Linked DNA regions of Homo sapiens: region 2 is linked to region 1. Evidence: read pairs that join two places in POLR2A ChIA-PET (ENCODE). Cell type or tissue: PC-9. All regions are shown on one strand. Links, peaks and the distances in the headings refer to the core of each region. The heading gives the core; the rest is flanking DNA.

Region 1 (12,148 bases), core at 1,959-9,958:
CAGCATAGTATAGTGAGGTTCTTAAATCATACTCCATGGGTTTGAATCCCAGCTTACTACTCAGTACCTCTGCAATTATGAACAAATTTCCTAACATTTTTTGTGCCTTGGTTTCTTCTGTAAATGGTGATGATGAGGAGACACAGGTCATATGGTTGGGAGGGATAAATGAGATAACATAAAGCACTTAAAGCAATGCCTGACCCATGATAAAAGGTCAATAAAAGGCCGGGTGTGGTGGCTCACACCCATAATCCCAGCACTATGGGAGGCTGAGATGGATGAATCACCTGAGATTGGGAGTTCGAGACCAGCCTGACCACCGTGGAGAAACCCCATCTCTACTAAAAATACAAAAAATTAGCTGTGCGTGGTTGCGCATGCCTGTAATCCCAGCTACTCAGGAGGCTGAGGTAGGAGAATCACTTGAACCCAGGAGGCGGAGGTTGCAGTGAGCCAAGATCGTGGCCATTGCACTCCAGCCTGGGCAACAAGGGTGAAACTCCATCTCAAAAAAAAAAAAAAAGTCAAAAGTTAGTTGCTCTTATAATTGTGTATCACCTTTTTTTTATCATTTAGGTAGAAAACATGTAAATGTATCCTCTTAACAATTTTTATGTATACAGCACAGTATTGTTAACTATATGCATACTGTACCACAGATCTCCAGAACTTTTTTTTTTTTTTTTTGAGACGGAGTCTCGCTCTGTCCCCCAGGCTGGAGTGCAGTGGCTCAATCTCGGCTCATTGCAAGCTCCGCCTCCCGGGTTCACGCCATTCTCCTGCCTCAGCCTCCCAAGTAGCTGGGACTACAGGTGCCCACCACCACGCCCAGCTAATTTTTTTGTATTTTTAATAGAGACGGGGTTTCACCGTGTTAGCCAGGATGGTCTCGATCTTCTGACCTCGTGATCCGCCTGCCTTGGCCTCCCAAAGTGCTGGGATTACAGGTGTGAGCCACCACGCCCGGCCCTCCAGAACTTTTTTATATTGCATGACTGAAACCGTACTCATTGAACAACTCCCTGTTTTCCTCTTTCCCATCCAGCCTCTGACAATCACCATTCTACTTTCTGTGAGTTTCATTACCTCATGTTGAGTGAAATGATTTTGTCATTAGATTCTTTTACTTAGCATAATGTCTTCAAGATTCATCCACGTTGTAGCGTATGACAGGATTCCCTTCTTTTTTAAGGCTGAATAACATTTCATTGTGTGTGTATACACATATACATACCATGTTTTCTCTTTTTTTAGTTTTTTTTTTTTAGTTTTTTTGGGTACTACATACCACATTTTCTTTTTCCATTCATTCATTGATGGACATTTAGGTTCCTTTTACATCTTGGCTATTGTGAATAATACATCAATGAACACGGATGTACAAATATCTCTTATGTATAATTTTTAACCGTAAATATACATGGCATTATGATGTCAACTTGGGGGTTTTACTTAAACCTTCCGGGCCAGAAACAGAAATTGATTAAAATGATATTAAAGAAAGTGTCTTAGGAGAAGCCCAAGGCTCATTAAGTATTAATTAGCACATTTTTAAAACTAATAGTTACTTACTTGAACAATTAAATATGGTATGCAAATTAATTTGTTCATAATTATTAGAGCTATGAGAAGAATAAAAAGCATGATTAATACCATGATTAAATGGTTATTCTTTATTTATTTATTTATTTATTTATTTATTTTTGAGACAGAGTTTCACTCTATTGCCCAGGCTGGGGTGCAGTGGCTCGATCTGGGCTCACTGCAACCTCCACCTCCCAGGTTCACACCGTTCTCCTGCCTCAGCCTCCTGAGTAGCTGAGACTATAGGCATGCGTCACCATGCCCAGCTAATTTTTTGTATTATTTAGTAGAGGCGGGGTTTCAACATGTTAGCCAGGATGGTCTCGATTTCCTGACTTTGTGATCCACCCGCCTCGGCCTCCCAAAGTGCTGGGATTACAAGTGTGAGCCACCGCACCTGGCCTAAATGGTTATTCTTTAGAATAATATCTGTGTAGATTATTGACATGTTTGTCCAAAGGCATAAATATCTTACAAACATAAAAAGGACAAGAAACAGCATTAGCATCAATTGTGAGCTAGCTTTTCATCGGGTGCAAGCTGCTTTCTCAAAGTAATCAAAGGAATGATAAGTAAATTTAATCCTTTCAGACATACTGATGAAATACAAATTGGTACAACCTTTCCTGAGAGCAATTTGGGAATATATGTTAAAAAGTTTTGAAGCAGAAGAATAAAGAGATTTCTGATCTGGCTATTCTACTTTGAGGAAATTATTTTAAGGAAATGATCCAGCATATGTGAAAAGGTATAGATAACATGATGTTTATCACAACACTATTCTTAAAAAGCAAAGTAAACTGGTAACAACCTGAATGTGTGTGTGTATATATGCGTGTGTGTGTGTGCGTGCACATGTACATATGGTATTTCAAAATGGAACTATAAGATTTTGGGGGTGCTTTTCTGTTTGTGACACAGAGAAAAAAAAAGACACTGGGGGCCTTTTTTTTTTTTTTTTTTGAGACGGAGTCTCACTCTGTCACCCAGGCTGGAGTGCAGTGGCGTGATCTTGGCTCACTGAAAGCTCCGCCTCCCGGGTTCACACCATTCTCCTGCCTCATCCTCCCAAGTAACTGAGACTACAGGTGCCCACCACAACGCCTGGCTAATTTTTTGTATTTTTAGTAGAGATGGGGTTTCACCGTTTTAGCCAGGATGGTCTCGATCTCCTGACCTCCTGATCCGCCTGCCTCAGCCTCCCAAAGTGCTGGGATTACAGGCGTGAGCCACTGCGCGCGGCCTATATTTTTTAACTCAAAAATCTATTGTGGGCTGGGCGTAGTGGCTCACGCCTGTAATCCCAGCATTTTGGGAGGCTGAGGCAGACAGATCACGAGGTCAGGAGTTCGACACCATCCTGGCCAACACGGTGAAACCCCATCTCTACTAAAAAAAAAAAATACAAAAATTAGCTGCGTGTGGTGGCACGTGCCTGTAATCCCACCTACTTGGGAGGCTGAGGCAGGAGAATTGCTTGGAGTCGGAGGTTGCAGTGAGCCGAGATCGTGCCACTGCACTCCAGCCTGGCAACAGAGTGAGACTCCATCTCAAAAAAAAAAAAGAAAAAAATATATTGTGAACATATTTACATATTTCCATAGCTTCAAATATAGATGTATCTCAGTGTGTCAATTTATAGCATTGATGATTGGTGAAGTATAATAAACCATAGTAGAAAAAATGCCATTAAAAACAGCAGTCTAGGTCTACGTTTATAGATAGGGAAAAATGCTCAGAATAGGTATTTGAATGAAATAAAAACAGGCTCCAAAACATCAGGTGTCATGTGATTCCGTGTTTTGTCAGCACACAGAAATACATGCATACATACATATAGAAAATAAGTTTGTATATGCATAGAAAAACATCTAAATGTTAACAGGTTATCTCTGAGAGCAGAATTATAAATCATTTTGAATGAACATTTATTAAAGAAATTTGTTTCAAAAAGAAAAACATCAGTCTGCCAACCTTTTTATGTATGTGTGTGTGATCAAACAGTGCTGGGCATTGAAGGAGATATGAAAGAAATGTAAAGCAAAGCAGAGTCTATGGTCATCTGAGTCTGAATTTGCATCAGAACGTCAACCAGTGTCTGATTGGTTTTGTGGCTAGATGAAGGTGTGGCTGCTAATAAGGGAAGGTCACCCATGTGATGTCTTAGGGCAAGGTGGTTTCACTGGCTTTTGTGGTCATGAACTGCAGCCCTAGTCTTAGCCAGCTGTGTCATAGCTACACTGTGCTGGTCAGGTCACACACTAGTCCAAGCTCAGTTTTGAGTATATGTGAATATCTAGTTGTAATTATCTTCATTGCTTCTTAAATGTTGGCAAGTACAGTTAATTTAGGGACTCTCTGAAGAATCACACTGATCTCAATTGGTTAGTGAACAATAGTTTCGAAATTTTTCTGTCCAGGTAAGCATCTGTCTTTGTATCCTTTAGAGTAGGTCATTTGAGGTAGTAAGAACCTCCTTTCCTACTCACTGAAGGAGGGGGAGCTTCGTAATTGGTTTTAGAAATGAGAGGATATGTTGGAAGGCTTCCGACACCTTTGACAGCTCCATATCCTGTCTCAGGTATTTGTGTGCTTGGTCTCTCTATATGAAGAGGAGCAACTTCTGGATTGCTGTCCCATTCCTATTGGAGTCGTAGTACTGCCCAGTGCTTTATAGCAGCACCAGAAAAGTTGTACTGTTTCTCTTGCTCAGCACCCAGTCTTGTCCCAGCCGACAAACACTGTGAATGGAAGACAGCCAAGAACTCCATACAGTGTGAGACAAAGGCCTTTTGGAAGCTTACTTTTGCCAAAATAGAAACAGTTACTCTCACTCTCACCTTGGCTGCAAGGTTTTTACAGCATCACAGGGTTGCATAAAAGTCTGGATGTGTTCTTTGCTCTGAACAGTCTTGGCCTGATTCTAGGAAGGTGAGTGATTAGTAACTTACATGCTCAAGAAAATGTACCTTCTCAATAGTTTAGCTTCCAGAGGGAAACGGACAAGAAATGTCTTTGCATATGTCATGGGAATTTTATCCAAATTGGGACACAATCTAATGTGGGGAGAATACTGCATAGAAATGTTTGCTTGTCTTAAATTAGAGTACAAGGGTCACAAAGAGACATTAACCTACTCAAATAGAGAGTAGCGTTTGCCTACTTTATCCCCCTTCATTCTCAAAAAATGAATTTACAGAATTATTTCACTACAAAGAGGCATCCAGCTCTGCTCCATCACCAGGAAGCCTGAGTGAAGGCTAAAAGGAGTGTTTTTCTGGAAGGAATTAAAAAAAGAAAAAAGTCCTCCCAGAATTTAATCTCTAAACAGTATTATCTTTCTAGTAAGAGAGCCCAGATCTTGCTTCCCTGGAACCTTCCAAGTTGCAGTCTGTGTTCTGTCTATCAGAAATTTTTCCTTCCCACCCATGAGCACCCTTCTGTTGTGGGAGAAGGAGGGCCTTTCCAGTCTTTTGCCTGGGGCCAAGCCAACCCTCAAACTGTGGTTTTTCTCTGAGTCTTCTTGCTGTAGTATGGCTGTTTCCCACACCCAGCAAAGAAACAAGAGTCATGTATATGCTGAGTGTATGTTGACTAGGTCTTGAGTGGAGGCCAGTGCTTACACAGCTCTCTCATTCCCAGGACATTGACTAATGATGGTGCAGCTCCTATGCCTGTGTTGTTAATATTGTATATCGAAACCTCATGTTTCTTACAAATTATTAGAGAGAACTTCATCTAATTCTTCTGTCCTTTTATGAATGAATATCAGGACAGAACAATTCACATGATGGAGCAGTTCAGTTGGTGGGGCTGTAGGATTGGGGCCAGTACAGGACTCTCAGGGTGCCTGGAGAGGCTGATTTCTGCTGCTAGTTTACACACAACCATTTATATGTCTGCTTTTAACATTGTCTGAGTGTGTTCCTGGGTTTCTTCTTATCAGGTTTGATTGCTTTAATCCCATCCCACTTAGCCTTGGCTTTGGTGAAACACCTGGGGACTTGTCTACATTACCGACTCTTTGGAGTTTCAGATGGCATGCAATTATAATCATTTCATTATCCGTTCAGTGTATTACAGTATAATCACCAAACCACAAGTCGCAACCTAGAGGCCTTTTACTGTATTTGGAAAGAGTGTCTGCCTTCTGTTGTTGTATTGAGGCTTAGGCAAGCTTGAATCTGTGGTAGATTGAGAATTATTTCTAGTATCAGTTAAGATTCCGTTTGGCTGCTTATAACAGAACCCTCTCTACCACCAATAGTTTAATTAAGTTAAAAGGGTTTTTTTCCCACATAGTTAGAAATCTAGAGATAGGCTCTTGCAGACTTCATGGTGCCATCAGAAACCCATGCTCCTTCTGTCTTTATTCTCTGCAATCCTTAGCAAATAACTTTTACCCTATGCCTATCCACCTCTTGCTAGATTCCATGCTGTAGGTGGGAAGAAGAACAGGGAACATGAAAGGGCATAAGGTGTGCACCAGCCGAGTCTGCCCATTTAAAGAGCTTTCCCAAAAACTGCACCCAGAAACTTCTGTTTCCATCTCATTGTCCAGAACATATGGCATGTGTTATCCCTAGGTAAAAGAGAGGTTTAGAAATGTATTTTCTTTAGCTGGGCAAACATTATGACCCAAACAAAGTCAGAGTAGTAATATTAAGAAGAAAGGGAGAAGCGATTTTATCTAGGCAAGTGGCAGTCTCCTAGGCAGTAAGTTCTCCTAAATTATTTTATTTTATTGTTTGAAGTGAAAACTAATCTTATATAAAACATCAGTATCTAAGGTCCTACCATAAATTTTGCATTTAGGAAGGTGTGAAGTTATTTTTGTTTGAGATCTGCAGAAGGGCTGACATATTTTGTGTCTGAGTATGAGTTGGACACAAATAACACACTAGGCACTGTTTAAAGTCCAGAAAATGGTCCTTTTACAAGATTACATCTGGATATAAATACACATTTGCCTATTTTGTTGTGTAGGAATTTAGTTTTTGCTAAAAAAAAGATGAATAGTTGGGATTGGTGTTTTTATTTTTAATTTTTAATTTTTTCCATTTATTAAGCACCTTTCTACTAGTCACTGTAGGGGAAACTAAAATTAATCATATATAAATTCAGCCATTTCCAGTGTGAATCACCCAGAAGGGAGAAAAAGTACACACGTAAGTGGCTATAATACATGGTAGAATGTACTGTGATGAGTCATACAAATACATTTTTCTAAGCATTCAGAAGAGGAAAAGATTATTTCTGCCAGAGAGAATTGAGTAAATATGATCTGGGGAGCCTAAACATATGTTTCCGTTTTAAGAATTTGCTTTCACAACTAGTGAGTGTCATAAGTCTGGAAAAATATCTTGAAGAAATGCATAAGCAACTGCCATTCACAAAGGATTACTGATAGGTGGACTTCGCTGTCATCCCATCCTTTAGTTTCTCAGTAGAACTGAGGTAGGTAGAGGTTTGGGAAGGAATGGAACATTTGTTGAGTGCCTACTGTGTGCCTAGGTCTTTGCTTTATTTCAAGAAATCCTTATTGAATGCCTAGGCTAAGGTTACCTACATGATGACCTCCAAAAATCCAATGAAGTAATTTTTTTTAATTAAGCTCCTCATCTTCTAAAGGTGAAGTAATTTTAACTGCTTATGAGACAGCTCTGAGAAGTTAACTTGAAAAGATCACCCACTTTGTAAGTGACAAGGCCTACATTTGAGCTGAGGTACATTTGACCGCAAGCCATGTCTTTTCCATTTACTCTGGGTCTCTCTGCCTTTCATTGATGACCTAATCTGCTTTTCTAGCCAGTGTTGAACAGTTAATTCCTTCTTTAGCCCAATCTAATAGGAATCCTATACCCAGCTGGTTAAAACTTGGGCTTCACTTGGGTATCTTGATTTGTACTCACAGATAATGTATTACCTGCTTAAATGTTACTGGAACTAGACTTCTTTTGTCTTTTAAATAATTAGTTTATTTTTGTAATAAATAACTATATGCACGCAGTATGAAATTCAAAAGATACAAATGACATGTAGTAAAAAGTTAGTCTCCCTCCTGCCTTGACCCCTAGCTAACCAATTCTTCTCCCTGAAGGCTACCAGTTTTTTGTGTATACTTCCAGAATTGTTCTGTGCAGATACTAGGAGAGAGAGAGAGAGAGTGTGTGTACATACATATATAGATATATATGGTGTGTATGTATTCTTTTTAAAAAAAACAAAAATAGGAGCTCACTAAACTCACTGTTCTGAACCTGCTGTTTTCACTCATTATTTCATTTGTATTTACATGTTTCAGATTTTGGGGGAAAAAATTATGAATTTGAAAATATAGTTGTCACCGTGGCAACATTTATTGAATAGATGTTCTTACCAATGGCAGTTCCCTTACAACATTAAATATATAATTTAATAAAGAATATTTTGATTTCCAAGAGCTCTTAACTAACAACATTTTATCCCCTCCTCTACTACTCACCCAGGGAATTTCTTTATGGATGGCTCAGTGTAGAACTGTTCTTCAGCCCTCATTCTGATTTTTGGTCTCTTCCCATCTTGAATGAGGCACTTCCCAAACACTCCTTACACCTAACCTCAATTATTAGGATGTAGTGGTGAAAATAGAAGCCTGGGGCAGCCTGTTCCTGTGTCCCTCTTTACTTCCAATTGAGTTTCTCACACAGATTTTAAGGCCCTCAAATATGGAAACAACAGCTGCAAAGAAAGGGTTTGTTGTAGACCCTGTCCCAGAAGGCTGCCTCCTGCTGGAAGCTTTGGTTCCTTGTCCTGAGGAGGCCTGCTTTAGCAGGGTCAGGGCTCCTTGATTCTCTTGGACCATCCGGAAACCTCCCCATGTGTACATGCTCAACAGTGCTGCCCTCCTGGCTTTGCCCATGACCTTGCATCTGTCTTTGTTCCTCTTCCCCCCGCTTTTTTTGAGACAGGGTCTAGCTCTGTCACCGAGGCTGGAGTGCAGTGGTGCAGTCTTCACCCTTTGCAACCTTCACCTCCCTGGCTCAAAGGATTCTCCCACCTCAGCCTCTTGGGTCGCTGGGACTACAGGCAGGCACCACCACGTCTAGCTAATTTTTGTATTTTTTGTAAAGACAGAGTTTTGCCATGTTGCCCAGGCTGGTTTCGAACTCCTGAGCTCAGGTGATCCACATGTCTCAGCCTCCCAAAGTGCTAGGATTACAGGCATTAGCCACCGAACCTGGCTTTGTCTTTGTTCCTCTTCTGTGGATCAGAGATGGAGAAAAATTGTAGCTCTTCACTTTCTCCCTCAGGTGGTTTACACAGGTTGGGGACATCTCAGTCAGATTGGTCTGACTGAAAATGCTCAGACCCTTTACCTCTGAAATCTCTTTGTTCTTTGTCAAGCATCTCAGTGAAACACATTTACTCCACACAAGACCCCTGGATCCCCCTCTCATATCTGCTTAGCCTACGACCTTTGACACATTTCCTGAAAATGAGACATTTTATGTCATGCATATAGAAGGGTTGGTGAACATTTTACTAAAATTACCCAGTTCATCTTTTAAATCTGAAAAAATAAAATTCATAAAGGGCAAAAATAATACTAGCAAACTCTGTCTAGAAGATGAATATTTCCTAAGAGCATCTCATATTATTTCATCCTGCCTCACCATGAGTCCTTTACATGTTGTAGGTACAAATGGAAATCAATTGCCAGAAATTGTTTTAATAAAAAATACTATGTATTTTGTCAATGATGTTATTTTTCTCTTAATATTATTTCTCATTTAAAGTTTTTACAATGCATGTTGAAAGCAGTATTAATAGTATTGAAAGACTAGTAACAAAATTGAGACACAAAAAGACCATTTCTAATGAGATAAATAAGTTGTAAGAACTTTTTAAGCATCTACTTGAAGGAAGAATACTTTTACATCCTAATTATATATGTTGACATTTGTGATGTTTAGATGGTGATTTTTAGGTCTTTATTTATAGGCTTACCCTCTGAGCAAAAATATCCATTTGTCGATTGTATTCATGTAACTAGCATTTGTATAGTAATTTTACTTTGAAAGCGCTTTCAAATGTAAAATCTTATGTTAATCTTTAGGTCAACAAAGTGTTTCTAGCTAGAATTCTAAACTAGCCCTCAAGATTATAACCAGGCCTGGCTCATGGTTCCTGTCGCAGGAACCTCATCTTTCTGTATTGCTCACCATGCCTTAGCCACACTGACTCCTCCCCTTGCCTCCTGCCTGCAAACTTTCTAGAGGAGCTCAGAGTTTTGGATTGGGCAGGAATCAAGTCAAGCTGCAAGACAATTTTATTCTGTGCTCTATTTCTAGTACTTCACGCCTCGAAAGAGACATTCATTAAAAAAGTGTTGAATTTAACAATGATGGAAACTACACTGAGAGATCAGATGCTTTTCTAATTCACGCATGTGGACCAACACTTAGTATCGCAGGTGCCCTGATTCCTAGCCCAGTGTACTTTCAACAAGACCATTTCAACAATCTGCTTCAAAATATTCCCCTTCTCTGAATCTAGAGCTGCACTGGCAACATTAGAGAAGTTTTTCCTTAAAAAAAAAATTAACAGTTGTCCTTTTCTTTTTGCCCCTTGACAGGATTACAGACTAGTTACATACAGTAAATGGGTTGTGAAGGTGATGTCCATCGATCATTTTTTTCCTTTTTTTTTTGTAGGCAATCTTTGGCAGCCAGACACTACCTAACTCCAATTTATGGACAATGAATAATGGTGCAGGTTGTAGAATTTCCAGTGCCACAGCTAGTGGCCAGAAGCCAACCACTCTGCCACAAAAAGTGGTACCACCTCCAAGTTCTTGCGCCTCCCTGGTTCCCAAACCCCCACCCAACCACGAACAAGTGCTCAGAAGGGCAACATCCCAGAAAGCTTCCAAGTAAGTTTTTTTCTGTTCAATTTCTACTGAGTTTTATCAGTTCTAAGCTAATAGTACTCTTTATTTATTACTCTTCAAGACCGTTCGTACTGAAGTACTGGAAACAAGAACACCTGCTGGGAAATAAAGGCTAACCCTAGTTCTCAGCGTGGGCTACAAATTAGAATCACCCAGGGAACTACTGAAACAAGCAGATGGCAGGGCTTTACCCTGTGGGAGGGACAGGCCCTGCAGAATCAGATCTTTTCAATTTCATATAAAATTCAACATCCTGCTTCCCCTTGGTTTGTTCACTTTTAGGCATTTGAAAGGGGAGATACAGGATTGAGATTTCATCTAAGAGGATAATATAACTTCATTGACATTAGTCACCAAGCTCTGTGTAGCAACAGTGTTTTTAATACCTTTTGTAGTCTACCTGTTTACACCAAAAAGACATTTCCTTTCCTGAGTCAAATTTTTGTTAAGTCAAAATCCTTCACTGTATCTCCAGCCACTTTTTAGCCAGTGAACTAGAAATAGATTGGTGAAGAGCGTTGGTTCTAGCAGCCCTTCTTCAGTTTAAACTTGGGGAACTTTTAGAGATGTCTGGAAGAGGCACGCATTGCCTGCTGTGTTTTTGTGTCGCAGACATTTGTGTATTTCTCTTGCTGTCATTGAGGCTTCTCATTCATTTGTCCTTCGGAAGATCAATATTAGTTGTGAGAAGAATCCTAAAACATAGAAAAAGTCATTACTGTTTTTTCCTCCTTGGATGGTAAATCAAATTCTGGATTTAGATAGAAAACAATCCCTTGTGGCTGTTTTAATTATATTGCTGCCATTATTCATTTATCCAACAAATATTTATTCAGTGCCCACTAAGTACCAAGCGCTGTTCTGGGAAGAGCTGGCATTGTAATGACTGCAGAACTCTCTGGAGTAGTAGGAAAGGGCAGTAGGAAGGCTGCAGTTTGTGGTTGAATGCCAGTAGCAAAATAGGAAATGTGTGCCTTCTCACCCTGGAAATAGTGGAGTCAAATCCTTAGGTCTGCAGCCTCTGTAGCCAGACTGCCTGGATTCACATCCTCAGGCCACACTTTACTAATATGATACCTTCTGCAGGTTACAAGTTACTTAATCTCCTAGCCTCAGCTTCCTCATGTTTCCATTTGTAAAAATAAAACAATAAGAGTATCTACCTCCTAGGTCAGTTGTTAAATGTTAACAGAGTTAATATGTGTGAAGTACATAGAGTAAGGCCCGGCCCAGGTAAGAGCTCAGTAAGCCTTGGTCACCATCATATGCATTCTAAAACCACACTCTCCTTCACAGATTTGGAAAGCCCGTAGTTAACTAGGAAAATTTTTGAGCCAAATGCGAATGTTGAATTTGCCAGTGTGCCCCTTGTGGATTCTCTGATTATTGCCAGTACCCTCAGAAGGCCCTTGGTGGCCTGTGTGGCTAGCTGGTGGAGAGGTGGGCCCAGGCGGCAGGGCTGGACATTTGAAGACGCTGCTTGCTACTGCCCTGAACTCACTGCTGGCAGGAGAACTCTGCAGCCTCCTGAGATGGAATTGCAGCTCTTTGGACAGACTTTGCTTTGCAGCATTTTTGTGGTTTCTTCTTTGTGACAGGCAAGAGTGTGGGAAAACCGGAAACAGCTCA
Region 2 (12,148 bases), core at 1,595-9,594, 1.1 Mb before region 1:
GCAGGTTTGTATGGTCTATAGCTAAGAGGTTTATTTTTTCCAGATTACTCATGAAGAAAATGTGGAAAGCATGCTATAGAATATTTAGCTACTACACTATTCACTTTTAAGTTATAGACACCTTTAATTTTAACACCTACCGTGTAACTGGGCACTTGCTAATAATTGAGTGTATATTATGTCAGTCTGTCTATCTCAAAGGCCTGCAAAGATAAGGTAGTATTATCCCCACTTCACAAATGACACTAAAGTTCAAAGAGGTTAAGTTCCCTTGGCTAGTAAGTGGCAAACCCGGCCTTTGAACTCAATCTGTCTAAAACTCTAAAATCTGTGTTATTTATGGAGAATACCAAGCTGATTGGTGTTGTTAAGCTGCCAAGGTTTCTTTTTTTTTCCTTTTTAAATTTCTTTTTAATTCGTTATTGCTTTGCATGGTAATGCTGGATAAAAGGTGCTGCTGCTGCTTCATCCTTTTTTAAAGCTTTCTAGGCAACATGAACATAATTAAACAATATATAGGGAGTGATGGATAATGTCATAGCCGAATACAAGTCGTTTATGTTGTGTCAGTGTAAAGTCGTAAGGAGTATCATAAGGGATGTGATGATGGGATTTACCTGAGCAGTAAATAATCTTACACACTTGACCCTTACTTTGTGGTCCCTCATTTGTGGACCCTCATTTGGGTCACTTTAATGTAAGGAGAAAATTGTAAAAGGTCTTAAGAAATTGTAGTGGATTTTACCTATGTTTAAGGTAGGCATTGTGAAAAAAAGTAAAAGGAATTTCGTCAGTTTAAAGAAAAAACCGAAGGATTACATAATTATCTTCAGGAATATGAAATGTTGTTTTTAAAGGTATAGACTGACAGTTGTTCTCACCATCTACAGCAGGGGCCATAAATTAAAATGTCCCCAAGAATCAGATAACAAAAATGAGTGAAAGTGGGCCAAGTATAACTCTGTAGAGTACGGTGAAGATTGTGACAGGTTGTTTCATCTAACATGGGCAGCCTCTACTGCACTCAGCTGATTGTTGGCATGTGGGAATGTAGGCCTGGTGTTACCATATCTCTTTAAGATTTGAATTTATATATGAAATATTTTGCTTTGTAAATATGACAGCTAATTTCAAATTTTAAAAACTGATGTGAAAGCCACATTTTGAAAACCTTTTTAGGCCATATTTGGCCCATGGGCCACCATTTTGCAACCTCTGGTCTAAAGAGTTGAAAAAAATAGGCCGGGCGTGGTGGCTTACGCCTGTAATCCTAGCACTTTGGGAAGCTGAGGCAGGCGGATCATGAGGTCAGGAGTTCGAGACCAGCCTGGCCAATATAGTGAAACCCCGTCTCTACTAAAAAAATACAAATAATTAGCCGGGCGCGGTGGTGCATGCCTGTAGACCCAGCTACTCGGGAGGCTGAGGCAGGAGAATCACTTGAACCCGGGAGGCAGAGGTTGTAGTGAGCTGAGATCGCGCCATTGCACTCCAGCCCAGGCGACAGAGTGAGACTCTGTCTCAAAAAAAAAAAAAAAAAAATAGCAAGAGAGCTTTTGGTTGGATTAAAGAAAAACATAACAAGTAGATGAGATAGTAGAAAACAACTGAGGCAGGTTGTAGAATCTATTCTTGAATATCTTCAATAATTTATAATTATTTATATGTCTTAAATGACTGATGAGTTAGCTACATAAAAGCAAAAGAGGGTAATCCTGGAGCTGCTCAGTGTATGGCCACTGCAGAGAATTTTAGGACAAGGATTTTTTAGGTCTCCTTTTTTTAATTAAATATTAATTGTAGTCACTTAGGAATGGAATAAGCATGCTTTATGTACTATGTCAATTTTATTTGTTTGCAGGGAACAGAAAGAACAGCTTCAAAAGATGAAAGACTTCGGGTCTGAGCCACAGATGGCTGACCATCTACCACCTCAGGAATCAAGATTGCAGAATACATCTTCAAGACCTGGAATGTATCCGGTATGGGAGAATGTGTGCTCAGAAAATGAAATGGTTTCTACTTTGTATGTTTCTATGTTGTTTGATTTTTTTTAGAAGTTGAATAAATAACAAATTTCCTCTATAAAATGTAAATTTTGGAAACTTAAAAGTTTATGGTAATTGAACTTTGAACACCTTAAAAGCATGTTCAAAAGTGTGGTAGAGATGCTCCTTTTCCCCAGATTTTGATAAGTACACCAAGTACACCTGAACTACATAGCTTCTGTTCACAAAATGGTAGAATTTTTCTAATAATTTTTATGTTAAAATAGTCCTGTTGGCTGGGCATAGTGGCTCACACCTGTAATTCTAGCACTTTGGGAGGCTAAGGCGAGAGGATTGCTTGAGCCCAGGAGTTTGACACCAGCCTTCGCAAAATGGTGAGACCCCTATCTCTACCAAAAAAAAAAAAAAGTCCTGTTTTCCATCTAGGCAGGGCTAGATGTGGGCCTCGTGATGCTTCCTACCTCTTCAGGCTACTAGTCCTTCAGATGGGGAAATGTCATACCCCAGTACATACTTCAGAACTGTTCAGGCAGTATGAAAAGGGGTGTTTATGTTAAAGACTTGAGTAATTAAGTTCTCCTTTTTTTCCCAAGAGCATGCCAGGACTTCTTTTATTTTTGTTATTTTACCTTTAAGCCAGTAATGGGCTTTTCAAATGTTTAAAATGTTATCTTGCAGGTAGTTTTATGACAGCATAATGAAGAAAACAGCTCTACTGAACCTCTACTGAACCATTTCATCAAATTAACACTTTTCATTTCTCAGTGTTCCCTTCCATCCTGGTCTAATACTTAACAGTAAGACATAGTTGTTGACATCAGTGACCACCATGGTGTTGTTGACTCCCCAGATCGGATCTCCTGACCTTTGTACGCATCTACCTGTCTGCAGGGTTTCTGTCTGTGGATGTGACTCCTGTCAAATGCAGCATATTCAAAATGGGGCTCGTTATCATACCCCATTAAATTGTCTTTTTTCCTCACCATCACCTAGTCACCCTAACTTGAAACCTGAAAATCAACCCTCCATCTTGCTCCATCTTGCTGATTTGTCCTACCCTGCTGCTGATTGATTTTACCTCCTTTGAATCAAATTCTCAAGTATAATTACACCCATTTTAAGCCTATAGTTCGAGTTTTGACAGATGTATACCAAAAGATAAAAAAATTCTCGGCCAGGCGCGGTGGCTCACACCTGTAATCCCAGCACTTTGGGAGGCCAAGGCGGGTGGATCACTTGAGGTCGGGAGTTTGAGATGAGCCTGACCAACTTGGAGAAACCCCGTCTCTACTAAAAGTACAAAATTAGCCGGGCGTGGTGGCGCATGCCTGTAATCCCAGCTACTAAGGAGGCCGAGGCAGGAGAATCACTTGAACCCGGGAGGTAGAGGTTGCGGTGAGCCGACATCGCGCCATTGCACTCCAGCCTGGGCAACGGGCGAAACTCCATCTCAAAATCAAAACAAAACAAAACAAAATTCTCATCACCCTAAAAAGTTCTCTCATGCCCTTTTGAGATTGGGACTACCCCTATACTCCACTTCAGGCAGCGTCGATGTGATTTGTGGCCAGATGGACATTTTAAAACAAATCTCACCATGTGGCTACCTGGCTTTAAAACTTCAATGTTCTCCCATGCCTTCAGGATGAAATTTAGAATCTCTTGCATGACTTTCTTGTTCTTCCTGAGCTGGCCTGACCTCTGCTGACCATTGCTTGCTACTCCACTCTCTGATGCTTCATTTTCCCTCCACATAGAGCTACTTAACAATTTTGTGAATGTGCTAGATTCTTTTACTTCTTCATTCCTTTGCGTATGCATGTTGTTCTCTAAGCCTAGAGTCTTTTCTTTGCCTTCCCATCCCCTCCTGCAACTGGCTAATGTTTGTTTATCTTTTACAACTCAGCTCTACTATTTTCTCTTCCACCTATGTAGGGCAATTACCCTTGTACATACCCTGTAACATCTTGTACTAGTCTTTGTTGTCATCTTTATTATGTTGCATTTTGAGTGTCTGTTTTCTTGTCTTTCTTTCTAAATTGAGTCCATAAGATAATAACTATATCTTTCATCTTTGTGTGTCTTAGTAAATAGAAGCGCCAGATTGTACATCCACATTTCTGCTTTATTTGCTTAACAAATCATAATCATCTTTCCATATTGTTATATGCTATATTATTTTTTGATTTACAATAATTTATTGAATTAATTCAATTTCTGTTGGAATTTGTTTCTAATCTTTCACTGTTATTCTTAATATTACCCTAATGAATGTCTTTGTATTGGGTTCTTATTTTAGATAACTCCTTTTCTTTTTTCCTTTTTTTTTTTTTTGAAATGGAGTCTCACTCTGTTGTCCAGGCTGGAGTGCAGTGGCATGATTTCAGCTCACCGAAACCTCCACCTCTTGGGTTTAAGCGATTCTCCTGCCTCAGCCTCCCAAGTAGCTGGGATTACAGGTGCCTGGCACCACACCTGGCTAAATTTTTTGTATTTTTAGTAGAGACAGGGTTTTACCAATTGGCCAGGCTGGTCTTGAACTCCTGACCTCAGGTGATCCACCTGCCTCAGCCTCCGAAAGTGCTGGGATTACAGGCATGAACCACCGCACCCGGCCAATAACTTCTTAGGAGTAAGTTTTATGTTTTTGTTTTGTCTCTTTTTTTTTGCTCTGTTGCCTGGGAGGCTGGAATACAGTGGTACAATCATAGCTCACTGGAGCCTCAAACTCCTGGGCTCAAGTGATTCTCTCACCTCAGCCTCCTGAGTAACTGGGACTACAGGCACACACCCTACGCCTGGCTAATAATAAAAAAAAAAAATTGTTAGTAGGGACAGGGTCTCGCGTTGTTGCCCAGGCTGGTCTCGAACTCCTGGGCTTAAGTGATCCTCATGCCTTGTCCTCCCAGAGTGCTGGGATTACAGGTGTGAGCCCCTGCACCCAGCCAACAGTGATTTTAACGTCCCAAAGTGGGACACTTCAGTCAAAGAATAAGCATACTTTTTTTTTTTTTTTTTGAAACGGAATGTAGTCTGTCACCCAGGCTGGAGTGCAGTGGCACAATCTCAGCTCACTGTAATATCCACCTCCCGGGTTCAAGTGATTCTCCTGCCTCATCCTCCTGAGTAGCTGGGATTACAGGTGCCTGCCACCATTCCTGGCTCATTTTTTTTGTATTTTTAATAGAGATAGGGTTTCACCATGTTGGCCAGGCTGGTTTTGAACTCCTGACCTCAGGTGATCCACCTGCCTCAGCCTCCCAAAGTGCTAGGATTACAGGCATGAGCCACCACACCTGGCCCAGAATAAGCATACTTTTTAAATGATTCCTGTCACATAGCCAAACAGCTCTCTATAATAGTTGTATAATGGCCGGGTGTGGTGGCTCATGCCTGCAATGCCAGCACTTTGGGAGGCCAAGGCAGGTGGATCACAAGAGGTCAGGAGTTCCAGACCAGCCTGGCCAACATGGTGAAACCCCGTCTCTACTAAAAATATAAAAATCAGCTGGGCTTGGTGGCATGTGCCTGTAATCCTAGTTACAGGTGAGGCTGAGGCAGGAGAATCGCTTGAACCTGGGAGGCAGAGGTTGCAGTGAGCCAAGATTGCACCACTGCACTCCAGCCTGGGTGACAGATCAAGACTCTGTCTCAAGTGCATCACCTGAGGTCAGGAGTTCAAGACCAGCTTGGCCAACATGGTGAACCCTCGCCTCTACTAAAAATACAAAAATTAGCCAGGCACGCGCCAGGTGGTGCGCACCTGTAATCCCAGCTACTAGGGAGACTGAGGCAGGAGAATTGCTTGAACCTGAGAGGTAGAGGTTGCACATAGCGCCACTGCGCTCCAGCCTGGGCAACAAGAGTGAGACTCTGTCTCAAAAAAATATATAAATAAATAAATGAAAAAAAATAATTGTATAACATCTATACTATAGCCTCGTAAGCATTAGCTACTTAATATTTTTGGTATATTTAATAATTTTAATACAGCATTTTTGATTACTAGTGAACATGAATATTTTCCCATATTTGTTAATTATACTTTCCTCTTACAGAAATTCTGTTTGTGTCCTTCACCCATTTATCTGTTTGAGTCAGGTTTTTTTTTTTTAAATTAACTCATTATCCTTAATATAATATAGATATTAACCCTTTCTCATATAAACAATAATTTTAAAAAATGTATCTTTTACTTTCACTATATAGAATGAAGAAAGCAGTTTTTAAAAAATTTATAAGTATACATCTATGAGATCTTAAGATATTTAAAACTTGTCTTGATAGATCTACCCAGACTGAATAGCTTCATCCTATATTGGCATTTTCTTGACAAAGTTTACCATGCCATACTTTAAAAGTTTACCTTTAGGTAATAGCCATTTGTCTTTAACTGTAGCCAGTAGTTACCTCCAGTCAAATAATGTTCCTTCTGTATTAGTCAACTCCATTTTATTATTCAGAAAGTTTATTTTTAAAGTACTGTGTATATATGGGCAAATATATAAATAATGTATATTGTGGGCTCTCCAGGATCTAAAATAGCGTCAATAAAGAAAAAACATCCTAGAATAACAGAGAAGTAAAAAACCAAAACAAAACAAAAAACAAAAAAATAAAACCAAACCAGCCAGACACAGTGAACTAAGAAATGGGAAGTAAGTGTTTGAATCACACTTACAAAGATTAAAATAGAGACTAGGCATGGTGGCTCACACCTGTAATCCCAGCACTTTGGGAGGCTGAAGCGAGAAGATTACTTGAGGCCTGGAGTTCAAGACCAGCCTGGGCAACATAGCAAGACCCCGTCTTTACCAAAGAAAGAATAAAAATAAAATGTATTTGGCAACTGGGTTTCAATATTGAGTAGATAGGACCAATTTGCTAAGAAGTCCTACCATCTCCATCATAGACATTTCTGATGGTAACTGGTGATGCTTTGGGAAAACAAATGGAAGGAGGGCACACAACAGTGGCACTCCTTAGATTACTAGATGTTCATTTAGTTTATTTTGTTGTTTCATAGTACTCATGTTCTCTGTTGGTCTCAGCTTCACCACAGATGACTATTGTCAACCAGATAACTGAAAGGAACAGAAGTGTGGAGGCTATCTAGGATTTCTCTCACTGAAAATTTACTGTTTTTGTGGAGGAGATAGGTCTCTAGAGTAGGAAGATAGTTCTTATTTATTTATTCATTTCTCTCCTTCCTGCACACTGAGCATAGGAAGATAGTTCTTAACCGAGGGTTATAAATCAGAATTATTCATGGAGGGTTTTTTTAAAATTTTGAATTACTGGTGGGACCCCACCTACAGAAGTTCAGTAGATTTGGTATTGGCCTGGGACATTTGAATCTTACGTGGCTACCACCCTAATTTGGAGTATGGAAATTTTAAAACGTTTTCATTACCCCTGTAAGATCACTGCACCAGTTTACAGTTAGTTAATCCTCATTCCTACCCCAGTCCCAGCACTTTCTGTCTATATAGATTTGCCTTTCTGGGCATTTTGTATAAATGAATTATATAATATGTAGTCTTTTGTGTCTATCTTCTTTTCAAAGTTTACCCATGTTGTAGCATGACTCAGTACTTCATTTCTTTTTACTGCTTTTTAAATTTCTTTTTATTTATAACCTGTTACATGAATATACCACATTTTGTTTAACCATTCACCAGTTGTTGGACATTAGGGTTGTTGAATAGTACGGCTATGAATGTTTGTGTGCAAGTCTTTGGATGGACATATGTTTTTATTTTTCTTGGATAGATACCGAGAAATGAAATTGCTGAGCCATATGATAAATTTATGTTTGGCCGGGTGCGGTGGCTCATGCCTGTAATCCCAGCATTTTGGGAGGCTGAGGTGGGTGGATCGCCTGAGGTCAGGAGTTCGAGACCAGCCTGACCAACATAGTGAAACCCCATCTCTACTAAAAATACAAAAAATCAGCTGGGCGTGGTGGCGGGTGCCTGTAATCCCAGTTACTCAGAAGGCTGAGGCAGGAGAATCACTTGAACCTGGGAGGCAGAGGTGGCAGTGAGCTGAGATCGCGCCATTGCAGTCCAGCCTGAGCAACAAGAGTGAAACTCCGTCTCAAAAAAAAAAAAAAAAAATTGTGTTTGACTTTTTGAGAGAAATTGGCAAAGCATTTTCTATAGTGGCACCATTTATTCCCACTAACAATCTAAAAGGGTTTTTCTTTCCTATATCCTTGCCATCATTTGTTTTTGTCTGTCTTATTAATTATAACCATTCCAGTGCATATGAAAATGGTATCTCATTGGGATTTTAATTTGTGTTTCCCTAATGACTAATGATGGTGAGCATCTTTTCATGTGCTTATTGGGCATTTATATATTTTCTTTGGAGAAATATCTATTCTCATCTTTTGGCCATAGTTTTTTTTTTTTTATGATTTGTCTTACCGAGTTTAAGTGTTTTGTATATTCTGAATTCAAGTTCTTTATCAAATATAAGATTTGCCTATGTTTTCTCCCTTTCTGTGGCTTGTCCTCATTTTTTTTGATGGTATGTTTTGAAGCACGAAATTTTGAATGAGTCCAAGGTGTTAACTTTTTTCTTATAAATTGAGAACCAGATTTTAATTTCCACTGATCTATAAAAACATAGTGGTATACTTGTCCACTAAGCTATTTATTCTGTTCTCTAGCCTCCAGGGTCGTATAGACCTCCCCCTCCTATGGGCAAACCACCAGGTTCAATTGTAAGACCCTCTGCTCCACCAGCAAGATCATCTGTTCCTGTGACCAGGCCACCTGTCCCAATACCACCACCTCCACCTCCTCCACCTCTACCTCCTCCTCCTCCAGTGATAAAGCCACAAACTTCAGCTGTAGAACAGGAACGATGGGATGAAGATTCTTTCTATGGGCTCTGGGATACAAATGATGAACAAGGACTGAATTCAGAATTTAAGTCAGAAACTGCAGCAATTCCATCTGCTCCAGTATTACCACCCCCACCTGTTCACTCTTCCATTCCCCCTCCTGGCCCAGTGCCTATGGGTATGCCACCAATGTCCAAGCCACCACCAGTACAACAGACTGTTGATTATGGCCATGGCCGAGGTGAGTAATGATAGTGCACTTGTATTTGGGATTCTACAGGAATTGTTAGCTTCAGCTTTAGCTTTCTCTAGCTTCACTCTTACAGTACTTTATCTCTGATTTTGTTTACCAGATATATCCACTAATAAAGTTGAACAGATACCTTATGGAGAAAGAATAACTCTACGCCCAGATCCACTACCTGAAAGATCAACTTTTGAGACAGGTAGGATTCCCAGAGAGGTCAGTATTTTTAAACATTTTAGGGCCTAATTATCACATGATTTTCCTTTTGGTGAGATTATCTGAGCCTCCATTTAATACAGCTAAAAGATTCTTAGTTGAATTTATGGCAAAAATTTATACCAGCTCTGAAGTTAGATTTATAGTTTTCTGCTTTTATTTCTATAAAAGGGATATAGTTATTTTGTACTAATTGTTTTTGTAGAGCATGCAGGCCAACGTGATCGTTATGATAGAGAAAGAGATCGTGAGCCTTATTTTGATCGTCAAAGTAATGTCATAGCAGATCATCGAGATTTTAAAAGGGATCGTGAGACACATAGAGATCGAGACCGGGATCGTGGTGTTATTGACTATGACCGGGATCGATTTGACAGAGAACGCCGACCCCGAGATGATAGGTATGCTATAAAACAATCTTTGCTAGGTGTACAAATTACTGTATACTTAACAGTAAAAGTTTAAGAGAAATTTAATAAGTAACATATTCTTCTCATGCATGTGTATATGTAATTTGGAGGGGGAAGAACAATTCTGGACCAGTTTTCAGGAAAGTAGGTCCTTGACTTGGTAGCTTGAATTCCAGAGAATTAAATGGGAGATGGAGATAGCCAGAAGGGAATGGAAATGGTATTGTCAATAAAGGTGCAGTCATACTCAGTAGGCAAGCAATTTATTTTTGCAATTCATGAGCTTTTTATTTATTATTATTATTATTATTATTATACCTAAGGGCATTCTGGCAGCCAGCCAAGGAAAAGGGAAAGGGGGGCAAGCCCATGAACTATTTATTTATTTATTCATTACTATTTTGTATGGAGACGGGGTCTCTCTCAGTCTGTCACCCAGGCTGGAATGCAGTGGCGCAGTCTCAGCTCACTGCAGCCTCCACCTCCTGGGCTCAAGTGATCCTCCCACCTCAGTCTCCTGAGTAGCTGGGGCCACAGGCATGTGCCACCATGCCTGGCTAATTTTTTTTTTGTTTTTGATGACGATGTGGTTTCACCATGTTGCCCAGGCTGATCTCAAACTTCTGAGCTCAAGTGATCCACCTGCCTCGGCCTTCCGAAGTGCTGGGATTATAGGCGTGAGCCATCATGCCCAGCTTTCCCATGAACTTCTTAGATGTATGTATATAAAGTAAATCTAAATGAAAAAGCAAAGTCAAAATGTAAATATTGGCCGGGCGTAGTGGCTCACGCCTGTAATCCTAGCACTTTGGGAGGCCAAGGCAGGTGGATCTCTTGAGCTCAGGAGTTCAAGACCAGCCTGGCCAACATGGCGAAACCCCATCTCTACAAAAAATAACAAAAGTTGGCTGGGTGTGGTTATGTGCACCTGTAGTCCCAGCTACTCAGGAGGCTGAGATGGGAGGATTGCTTGAACACTGGAGATCAAGGCTGCAGTGAGCCGAGATCACGCCACTGCATTCCAGCCTGGTTGACAAAGTAAGACCCCAATCTCAAAAAAAAAAAGTAAACATTTACTGTGTGGAGTACCTTCCTATAGAGAAAATTGGGCAGTTAATGCTGTTGCGTTATAAAGCAGAGAACCCCAAATATTTTTTATTTGCTGAAGCGCTTCCTATTACACCTTCTAGAGCTCAGTCATATCGAGACAAAAAAGACCATTCCTCATCCAGAAGAGGGGGTTTTGATAGGCCATCCTATGACCGGAAGTCTGACCGACCAGTCTATGAAGGACCATCCATGTTTGGAGGTAGAGTGATGCCTTATTAACTACAAGGATGTTGAGAATGTAAAGCATGGGAGATGCTTTCCATTGTAGCTATGAATTTAAACTTTTAGAGTAAAACGTATTCACAGATTTCTTAGAGCTGGTGGCATTGTCCTAAAAAATAGCAGTGTAATTAATGAAATAAAGCATGTTTATTTTTAAAACAAAGTAGAATCAAAATTACTGATAGTCTCACTACCTACCATACTACAGCTATTATAATTTTGTAGCTTTCCTCTCATTCGCTCTTTACAGACATATTTATGAAGTTGTAATCAAAGTATAATAATACAATTTCTTTATCGTGATTGTTCTGATTGATATTGCACCATACACATTTTTCATATGTAAACCTATTTTATTAATGGCTCTGTGACATTCCATTGAGTGGATAAAATATAAGACCAAGACCCTTATTCTTAGTTATTTAGGTTGCTTTTAGTTTTTCACTGCTATGATTTACACTTAAACTAGAAACTCATACCTATTTTTAGGAACAGGCTCTCCTAAGATGGTATAACTCTTACTCTTAAAACCATAAAGCAGAAGTTACAGAACTTAGGACTATCCAGCAAAGCATTTATTATTCTTCCATGTCCTGTTGCTTAACTTTCCTACATTTAATACAAACAAGGATGAATTCAGTGTTTTGCAGAACATTCTATTTGCCTGAAATCATACTTAAATCTTCTCATTTTCTTGACTTCAGTAGATTTTACATTACCTTAAATTTTCTCTAATTAAAGTTAAAAGTGGCCCCAAAATCACTGGACTTGGTTTGAATTATATTACCTTAGGATGTGTGGGGAGAGTTGAATTTCAAAATAATTACTCTACAAATAGTAATTTTGTTCAACTGCTGGAATCCTAGGAGAACGAAGGACTTATCCTGAGGAGCGAATGCCTCTGCCAGCTCCTTCACTGAGCCACCAGCCTCCTCCAGCTCCACGAGTCGAGAAGAAGCCTGAATCAAAGAATGTGGACGATATTTTGAAACCACCGGGCCGGGAGAGCAGACCTGAGAGAGTGAGTCCTATGAAGTTGATTCGTCTTCGTGCAAACCAGAAGATAAGAGATCTTGTTAAT

Evidence for each region. Peaks named below come from ENCODE experiments on the same cell type or tissue, not always from the same donor. Only the 100,000 strongest peaks of a DNase experiment are listed, where the experiment ranks them.
Region 2: POLR2A ChIA-PET joins it to region 1 with 7 read pairs; 1 of 35 experiments calls an interaction of 5 or more read pairs at or near these places.

What each region holds. Positions count from the first base shown.
Region 1 is chr14:75,872,402-75,884,549 of GRCh38, forward strand. TTLL5 (tubulin tyrosine ligase like 5) reads left to right here. Exons shown (of 32, transcript NM_015072.5): 30 at 10,284-10,501. Among named protein-coding and RNA genes, the nearest start is that of TGFB3, 100 kb to the right of the region's middle. RefSeq lists a silencer at 3,616-3,705. In PC-9, for the core only: no CTCF peak of the experiment used is centred there; DNase peaks (open chromatin) are centred at 3,720 and 6,820; H3K27ac peaks cover 2,714 bases.
Region 2 is chr14:74,800,695-74,812,842 of GRCh38, forward strand. It overlaps YLPM1 (YLP motif containing 1), which reads left to right. Exons shown (of 21, transcript NM_019589.3): 6 at 1,862-1,982; 7 at 8,686-9,103; 8 at 9,216-9,308; 9 at 9,531-9,726; 10 at 10,926-11,044; 11 at 11,934-12,088. Among named protein-coding and RNA genes, the nearest start is that of YLPM1, 43 kb to the left of the region's middle. In PC-9, for the core only: CTCF peaks have their summits at 3,715 (motif pointing left) and 3,915; a DNase peak (open chromatin) is centred at 3,667.